Regions from separate parts of the Homo sapiens genome. Here region 2 is linked to region 1. A link is a contact called in ENCODE Hi-C data. All regions are on one chromosome and are shown on one strand. Each heading gives the region's core, a stretch centred on a gene start or an enhancer-like site at or near the end of the contact. The rest is flanking DNA. Distances are from core to core; before and after follow the strand shown. Region 1 has its middle 40 kb from the start of GZMB. Region 2 overlaps STXBP6 (syntaxin binding protein 6).

Region 1 (4,710 bases), core at 1,018-3,517:
CTTTATTTTTAACTCTTCATTTAAAATTTTTATTTATTATGTGGTACAAAATTTTTGCAAGCTGCCTTTTTTATTTTTTAAAATCTAGAGTATAAGTAAATTTAAAAGTCCCATGTCATTTACCTCTTATCCTTTTTTAAAAAGCAAAACAAAACAACTTTTATTGTTTTCTTTAAACACACATAAACTAAATGTTTATTTTGGAAATTTACAAATTGGACTCAACACGTAAAAAAGTAAAAAGAGTAAAATAAAAATCTTCTATAAACACACCACTAACCATGGTTAGTATTTTGGCATTATTTTTTCAGTCTTTACCTATATACCTATATATCATCTCTCTAGTCACACTACTTTTTAAAAATGAGATTATATTATACATTCTTTTTTCATAACATACTATTTTCATCTAACAATATATCATGATCATTTTACCTCATAATTAACTATGCTGCCATGGTTGTAAATTTTTAAACTTTGATTTGCATTATCACTGGAGTTACCTATTAAAATAAAGATTCCAAGTCTACTCCCAGTGCTTCTGACTCCGTCATTGGGATCCACATCCAGAAATCTGTATTTTTTACAGGCTTCTGAGCGATTCTAATATGGGCCATCTTGGGCTCTTTGAGATTACTTCCACACTACTAATTTCAACTATTGCTGAATTTTTCATTGTGTGGATACAGCACTATTTATTCAACCAGTTACTTATTTGGGGTCATTTAGATTATTGGTATTTTTCATTATTTTATTCATCTGCTGAAAAAATCCTTATTCCTACAACTTTGCTGTCATCCATGACTGAGCATTTGTTGCTTATACCCAAACTGTGTGGTATGTTACAGTGATGGGGCTTGGTGAGTGCTCTTCTCATCATTGAATGGGGATTGAGATGCAGATGCTGGAGAAAGCCTCTCAAAAAGCCACATCAGGCCCTGAAATGTGATTGAGAGGACTTAGGGTTTCACAGGAGAAGTGGAAAGGGGAAGCAGCTCAGTGTGTGAGGAAGTGAGATTCAAATTCCGTGTGCTTGAACCTGGAAGCCAAAAGAGCTTATACACCTGGGGCCCAGCCAGCAGTCGCTTATTTCTCTAGAAACTAAGAGAGGGACTAAAATACTCCCTTTTGTTGAAAATTTCAAAGTGGGGGCATCAGCCTTGGGTCAAAAAGAAGGAATAATGGGAGGAGAGAGAGCAGAATGAGACAGCACAGCTTTCTGTCCCAGCACAGCTCATGAAAGAGAGGCCATGCAAAATGAAAGCATTCTTTGCACTAAAAATTTCTGAGAGACACCAAGGCACAAATAGAGTTGCTTTGGTGTTGAAATGTCAAAAGAGGTGTAGCCACCATTTAGGGATGTGACACATTGAGGTTTGGATGCTTTAAAGAACTTCAAAGAAAACGCAGCATCTTTTTGGGTCTTGATGGCCGGTGCCCTTTCAAAGAACATTAGAGAAGATGATGGCTCAGTGGTGTCACCACAGATAGTGCTGAAGTGCTTTGATGTAGCTTTGCGGGCTGTATCAGTCTCAGCAGGAAGAAGGATGAGTCAATGTCGAAGAAAGGAAAACCTAGTTCCGGGGACTGGCCAAGGACTTGCGTGTGAGAACTTGCGATGCATCTCCTTTGAGGGACTTTCAGGAATTATGTGGAAGGAGGGAAAAGGTGAGGATGTGAGTAGTGTACCTGGAATCCCAAAATTCTACATTAGGAATGGAGACAAAAGGCAGAAAAATTCAGGTCACTCATGGACCAGAGCTACAAGGGAAGTGCCCACCTAAGAAGTTGTAGAGGGCGGTGTGTGCTGGAAAGGATTGCTCATGTCCATGTGGGGTGTGTGATTACAGGAGTGGGTGAGGGAAAGGGTATCCTCTGAATCATTTATCAGAAGCCCCTCAGGGGCGACCAGAACCCCTAGGTTATTTCTTAGCAAACTCAGCCTCTTTTCTCATTTTGAGGTGGGTGAGGAAAACTAATTTTCCTCTCCGCCCCCATTTCTCCTGCTCCCCACCCTAAGCTCACTGAGAGTGAATGTTTGCCCCTGAAATAGAATCAGTTCTAAGAAAACTCCCTCGACATCCTGCTCCATGTCAAAATAAAATATGACTGTGGGTGGGGGAATGGAAAGAGGGGTGGTCGGGGGCTGAGGTCATTGCTGAGGATGGGCTGTCCTTGTGCAAAAGGAGCTTATGGAGTGGCCCCATGGAAGAAGCAGGTACATGCTGTAAGTAAAGCACAAAATCTCTAGGTGTCTGGGTTGGTCCCAGCAAAAGCCTAAGAGTGCCCAGAACCGGATGTAGCAGCTTCCTGTTTGCTATTTCACACAACTCTGCAAAGAGCAACAAGGTTTTTCAGCCATATCCAGATTACACTTGTCTACTTGAATTTATTAATTAATCTGGGGAGAATTACCATTTTTAAAACTTTGTGTGTTCCCATCTGTAACATTCAGCAATATTTTTGATTCAAGTGAGAGAAACCTGACATAGCAGTGCAAACAGTAACGGTTTCTGTTTCTTATATGACAACCAGTCTGGAGATGAGCAGTCCAGGGCTGCTGAAGTGACTGTGTAATGTTTCTCATCAGTGTCTTGGACTTCTGTATGTATATGTTGATATTCCCCCTTATGCTTATTGCTTCCTTGCCACAAGATGGTTGCAGCTACTCCAGGCATCAAGTCAGATTTGTATCAGGAACAAGGAAGAAGAAAGAGGGTTGATGCCTCACCCAAAAAGCAAAAGAAAAAATAAAATAACAATAAAATAGAAATGATCTCAGACTTTTGTTTACCTTTTATTGGTCAGAACTTTGTAAAATATTATGCCTATCTGAAAGAAAATTTAGCAAAAATATATTTTATACTCCTCTCTCCCTAAATTTTGAATTTTGTTCACAAAAAAGGTGATGCCAAGGTTTCGTATAGATAACTTGTAGCTCTGCTACACCATCCATCAATATTTTATATCTTTTCAATTTATTAAGTCTTCTTTTATGTTCCTTATAAGCTTTTATTATTTTAATCTGTACATATCTTACATCTCTGTTGGATTTGTTTCTAGACATCCTGTACTTTTATTACTGTTACCTTTAAAAATACATATTTTCATTGGTTGTTGTATAGGAATTGGTTTTTGTATATTGAGCTCATTGAGTATAATTAGTTGTACTAGTTTGTAGATTCTCTTGGGTCATCTATGTAGAGAAGATAGACAGGCATATCATCTATAAACATTACTACTTTATTTTATTTCCCAATCCTTACATTTATTCCCTTTTCTTATCTTATTGATAGGTTGGGACCTCAAATACAAGCCCATTTAGAAGGAAGGCTAGAAAGGTAAAAGTTTCTAAGATTATACCATTTAGATATTTGCTATTTTTTTATTATTTGTTTTTGTAGTTCATGCAAGAGGGGTGGTTTGTATTAGGGTAGTGGCGGTAGAGAAAAATAGAAGTGACTATGTTTGTTGAGGTATTTAGGAAATGGAACCACAGGGACTTGGTGATTGATGCATTTGTGGGGTAAGGAAAAGAATGAAGCCAGTTAAAAAAACATTGTATTTTGACATAATTTCAGGATTACAGAAAAGTTGCAAGAATAAGACAAATAATTTCTGGACACCCCTCACCAAGATTCAAAATGTCAACATTTTCTACATTTCTCACTCTTTCTCTCTCTTTCTTCTTCTTATTATTATACTTTAAGTTTGGGGATACATGTGCAGAACGTGCAGGTTTGTTACATAGGTATACACGTGCCATTGTGGTTTGCCGCACCCATCAACTCGTCATCGACTTTAGGTATTTCTCCTAATGCTATCCCTCCCCTAGCCCCCCACCCCCCAGCAGGCCCTGGTGTATGATGTTCTCCTCCCTGTGTCCATGTGTTCTCATTGTTCAACTCCCATTTATGAGTGGGAACATGCAGTGTTTAGTTTTCTGTTCCTGTGTTAGATTGCTGAGAATGATGGTTTCCAGCTTCATCCATGTCCCTGCAAAGGAAATGAACTCATTCTTTTTTATGGCTGCATAGTATTCTATGGTGTATATGTGCCACATTTTCTTTATCCAGCATTTATGTGGCCAACAAACATATGAAAAAAAGCTCATCATCACTGGTCATTAGAGAAATGCAAATCAAAACCACAATGAGATACCATCTCACGCCAGTTAGAATGACAATCATTAAAAAGTCAGGATATGCTGCAGAGGATATGGAGAAATAGGAACGCTTTTACACTGTTGGCAGGAGTGTAAATTAGTTCAACCACTGTGGAAGACAGTGTGATGATTCCTCAAGGATCTAGAACCAGGAATGCCATTTGACCCAGCAATCTCATTACTGGGTATATACCCAAAGGATTAGAAATCGTTCTCTTTCTTTTTTTCTTTCTTTTCTCTCTCTCTTCCATTTAAAAGTAATTTGCAGGTATATTGCCTTTCTACAACTAAATTCTTCAGTGTGTTTTTCCAAAAGCAAGAAATTCTCTTTTAAACCTTGACCACTATTAAAATCCAAAGTTAATAATGCTATGTGCTATTATTTAATCTACAGAATTTTTTCATATTTTTCCAATTTTTCTAATAATGTCCCTTATAGCAATAGAAAATTCGAGATCATGCATAGCACTTTGTTGTCTTTCTTTCTTTAGTTTCCTTTAATCTGGAGCAGTTTCTGAGTCTTTCTATGTATTTCATGGCTTTGA
Region 2 (4,710 bases), core at 1,515-4,014, 310 kb after region 1:
AGACCCGATTGGCTTTCTTTTCCCTGTACATACTAACTCTCCCTGTGTAAAAGACATTATGTTCACAGGATTCTCTGAGCCCATGACTCATGTCTGCTTCAACTATAAACCTAGATTATTTTCATCTCCTCTTTCCTTGTTTATATGTCCAGTATACACATTCTTCTTGTAAGTCTGATATCCAAAGAACAAACCCTGACCACAAGATCTGTGTTTACACAAGTTTATTTACATTGCGGGTGTACCTTTTAATCTTGTCAATTACTACATCCTAACTTTCACAAATGATATGACAAAGCCAAAAAATAACACCACCAACAAAAGCTACATAGGATATGTCATTTGGAGGATTTATTGAGGTAAGACGAAGATTTCATAAGCATCACTCATTCCAAGGGATTCTATTAATAGGAACTCCACATTCACAAGTTTAAATTCCAAGGACCAGTTAAGCCAGTTCTACAGTATCCATGTACCCTTTCTACAGTAATGGGTAGAAATAAAGAATCATAGTGAAGGCCAGGCTAGAATACACTCATTGGTGTATTATGGATACTGACGAGATTATCAATCTAAAACATAGAACAAACCTTGAAAAGTGAATTGAACCACATCAAAAGAGGAAGGTAGTAACAGAAAAAAATTAAAAAGAGCTCAACTTTTTGACATTCCCCTATTTTTACTGAGCAATCATGTCATTGTAGTATCCAACAACTAGTCAGCAAACTAAGAAAACAATATGTTGACTTGAGAACATCACTTACAGCAGACAGCACTGGAAATAGCCAAATCTATTCCAACCATGTTCAAATACAGGCAAAAGCCACATAAAGATTGACTTAACATGAAAATAAACATTTTAATTATCTGCTAGGTTCTGCACTACTTGCTGAATTAGTTTGTTTCTTTTGCTTACACTGAAGAAAAGACAGAAGGAAAAGCACTAAACCCATATATGAAAGGAAGTAAAAAGTTTGCATAGTAGGTCAGTTGTTTTCCCCTTAGAGGAGGGTATGATTGATAACAGAAATTGCAGATTTAAAAAGAAAACAAGAAGATGTGTCTACCATTAAAAATAAAGAAACAAACAGAAACATAAACTCTCCAGCAAGCATAACATGAGCTTTTTATATTAGATATTTGTTGACTCAAGCTTTAGGTAAATTTTAAGTTTTCTTGATTTAAGCTAATTCTATTTTGGAAAAGACTTAAAATATAACAGTGAAAAAATAATGAGCCTTTAAAGAAAGCCTCCATTTTTTAAGAGTTTGAAACCTATAAAAACCTAAAATACAGTTGAAACAAGTTTATATGCTTTCTAAAATTTTTTAAATCAGAGCAAAACTTCTTTAAAGTATTCTCTAAATCAAACATCAATTTTAAAACATTCCTTATTCATTGAGAGGCCAAGGTGGGTGGATCACGAGGTCAAGAGATCAAGATCATCCTGGCCAACATGATGAAACCCTGTCTCTAGTAAAAATACAAAAATTAGCCGGGCGTGGTGGCATGCACCTGTAGTCCCAGCTACTTGGGGGGCTGAGGCAGGAGAATCACTTGAACCCGGGAGGTGGAGGTTGCAGTGAGCCGAGATCGTGCGACTGCACTCCAGCCTGGCAACAGAGTGAGACTCTGTCTTAAAAAAACAAAAACAAAAACAAAGAAACCAAAGAAAAAGAAAAAAGAAACCTTCCTTATTTGAATCGCTGATTTGGAGAATATCACCACTTTACAATTTCTTGGAAGAGTTTGAGTAAGTTTTCTGTAATTGATATATCATCAGTGTTATACTCCAACATGACGTCTTCACAGCAGTGAGAGGCACAGAAGCAATGTGACACTCTGAGGAGCCATTTTACACATACCTACTCTGTTTAAAAGGCAAGACACTGTGCCCTTCAATGCCTCAATTTCCCAAATGAAATTTCCAGTGAGGTTTATGAACACTTCTGATCTCATTAAGGATCTGGCCAAGGACTGTAATTCCAACTTATCTGATCTCCCCAAGGGTCAACTTCACGAATTCATGCCAGTGTAGTACAATCTGAATGGTGATCGAAAGGCTTCCTTCTCAGCCTCCAAAAGCAATTTCCCCATCTGTCAGCTACCTCAAATTCTGACATAAGAGATGTATATACTTAGATATGTGACTTTGGTATTCAAAAAATCCTTATTAATATGCTTATACTCCGGGTGCAGAGACTTTTACAGATGAGGAAACTAAAGCTAATTGGTTAAGTAAATTGTCCTACATCACACAGCTCAAGGGCAGAGCAGGGACTTAAACCTAAGATGCATGACTCCAGAAGCCTTTGCTCTTTCTTACTATCTCATATTGAAGAAATGAGAAAGGTACGGAAAGGTGAGGCTGGAATGCATTCTAGGTAAAACAGGACAAATTCAACTGCTTTACACTTTTGCCTCTGGCCACATTTTCTGGTGTACAAGATACTGTTATCACCCTAGCCCAGCAGCTACAAAGATAACAAATCGAGCTGTAGTTTGAAGTCATTCTTTCTGGATATCTGTTCATCTTGTGTGTGCATATCATGCTGGTTCGTTGGCAAAGGAGTTGCACAGCCTTATTAGGATAGAGCTTGTTTTGATTCTACAAATAAAAATGGGAGTTGACAATACATTAGCAGAGAGATTCTGCAACAGATCTCTAACTCCATAAAGGGGACAATGCCTATGAAAGCCTCATCACAGCTGCTCACCACCATCATTTCGAGACCTGCAGTTTGCAACAGGAGTCAACTCCTGAGATCTTGGATGGCTGCCACAAGGCAGTTTTATGAGCCTTGCAGGCTACTTTCCAAACCGGAAAACGCTTAAATATGAAAGGCACATTTTCAAAGGTTTCTGCTGGTTCTCAAGGGAAGTCCTCTTCCACTTCCTTTGCTGTATTACCCCCACTCTGGCATTTCAAAAGCACAACTTGGACCCTCCCTGTTACCTTCCTGTTCCCACTTTTTCTGGGCCTTCTATCTTTTGCTGACAGTGCTTCAAGGAACCTTAGCTTCTCCAGCAGCAATGCCCTGAGTTTCACCAATTTCAAAGGCTCTGCAAGAAGAATTTCATCATTTTACTTTACGGAGAAGGATCTCAGCAAGATATTCACAAATAAGCTAACCAACCACATTATTTGACACCCTTTTGGGCCTTACACACCAGCAGCTTACACCTCAGTTAAAAAGTGTGGGCACAGCAGAAATGTGGCATTCTTAAGCTTAAAAGTTTAATGCCTGGAAGTGATCCTAGTGATGGTCTATCTCATCCAATTACCTCACTTAACACATAAGGAAACTGAAGTCCAGAGGGTGATTCCAAAGTCACACAACAGAAGAGTAGCAAAACCAATATTAGGGCTAAATATTGCTCTCGACTTTTTTAAGTAAAAAACAGAGAAACATGAAATGATAATGTAAATAGTAGAGCAGTGCCGAATTTGTGGAAGGTGAGAACAGGTGGTGTGTTGGGGGAATGATGATAACAGAGAAAGAGAAAACATGATTAATCACAGTGGGGACTCTTCTCAGATTAAATTTTTTTTCTTGGGAATTGGCTTGAAATTAAGTGCTGAACTAGAAAACCTCTAGCCCATAGAGTTCTAAACCTTAACTCTTGGCTATCACCTTTTTCCCCTTGAATTTTCACAGTTTGTTTTCTCATTTGGCTATTGAGGCCAAAAGCAATGATGGTCTGCCCAAGCGGAACAGCCCAGGATAGTCCAAGAAGCACAGACTAACTCTGGCCAAGCTCCAACCCACAGGCCTCTGTATTGACTCCAACTGAGCCCCTTCTACAGTCTCCAGGCTCTGAGCCACTGGCAGAAGAATACACCCTGGGAAAAGTCACATGTCCATTCTCGGTTTGGGAATTAATGTGCTGGTGTTGGTGGTCTCCTGAAAGCACACACTAACCATACCAGGAGCCTGGATCAGCTGTTGACAGGGTTTCTCAGTACCTATTCCAGGCCCTGGTAAACAACAGGGTGGGAAAATAGGAATCCGTCTAGCCCAGTTCTTGTCTTTGGAACTGCACCCTTCAGCCGCAGCACAAAAACACCACCAGGTGCCTGCAATCTGTAATCAGTGCTCTATTAAAACACTCTCAGAAACACTGGAATTATCCTGATTTCCACACACAGCTGCACAAGGTCCTGTTGGGTAACTGGAGAGTCTTTACAGGTTCACTTAAGCTACAAACTAGAATGCCTTGGTTAGGATTGAGCACATTCAATGGTGAAATCTCCATGTGAGTGGAATGGGTGGATAGGTGGTCATCTCTATTCTATGTCTTGAGATGTAACAGAATAGCCTACAAATCCAGGTCAGACTCAAAGTCCATATGCAAATTCAGGCTCTGCTCTATTCAATCAATTCCTCTGTCATTCAATGTCAACCCCTTTTTAATCAGCATGTTCCAGAAAATAACTAACTTCTGACCTAACTAGCTGTGCAGTGTTTGATAGGAAGGAAAAAAAAATCTATCAATTGAATACTACCCTAATATGAACTCAATTAACACTAGTACAAGCTTAATGGTACCACACACTAACACATTACAAAGACATTCAAACAAATGTGATCGGGATCACCATCCAAAAGCTGGGGGCCAAGGTACAGGAGTCACTTCTCCCCTGACTCGACCTGACAGATGTTGGATGGTGACAAGAAGTTTTTACATTTGTCATCACAGGACCTAGGT

The links. A loop is a pair of places that touch in the nucleus more often than their neighbours do. Pooled maps may share reads with other maps.
Region 2: a loop to region 1 is called in a map of ovary, with 11 times the contacts of the local background. The contact joins two enhancer-like sites. A Hi-C loop is called at or near these places in 1 of 168 maps with a recorded cell type or tissue (ovary), 12 of 37 single-sample maps with no recorded cell type and 5 of 50 pooled maps.

What each region holds. Positions count from the first base shown.
Region 1 is chr14:24,672,229-24,676,938 of GRCh38, forward strand. No RefSeq gene overlaps it. Among named protein-coding and RNA genes, the nearest start is that of GZMB, 40 kb to the left of the region's middle. RefSeq lists enhancers at 813-862, 1,102-2,301, 1,193-1,242, 2,563-2,612. Within about 2 kb of position 2,268, at least 9 of the 41 ENCODE cell types and tissues checked have a DNase peak (open chromatin) inside an H3K27ac peak, as active enhancers do.
Region 2 is chr14:24,982,592-24,987,301 of GRCh38, forward strand. The region is part of intron 1 of STXBP6 (syntaxin binding protein 6); the gene reads right to left. Among named protein-coding and RNA genes, the nearest start is that of STXBP6, 65 kb to the right of the region's middle. Within about 2 kb of position 2,765, at least 9 of the 41 ENCODE cell types and tissues checked have a DNase peak (open chromatin) inside an H3K27ac peak, as active enhancers do.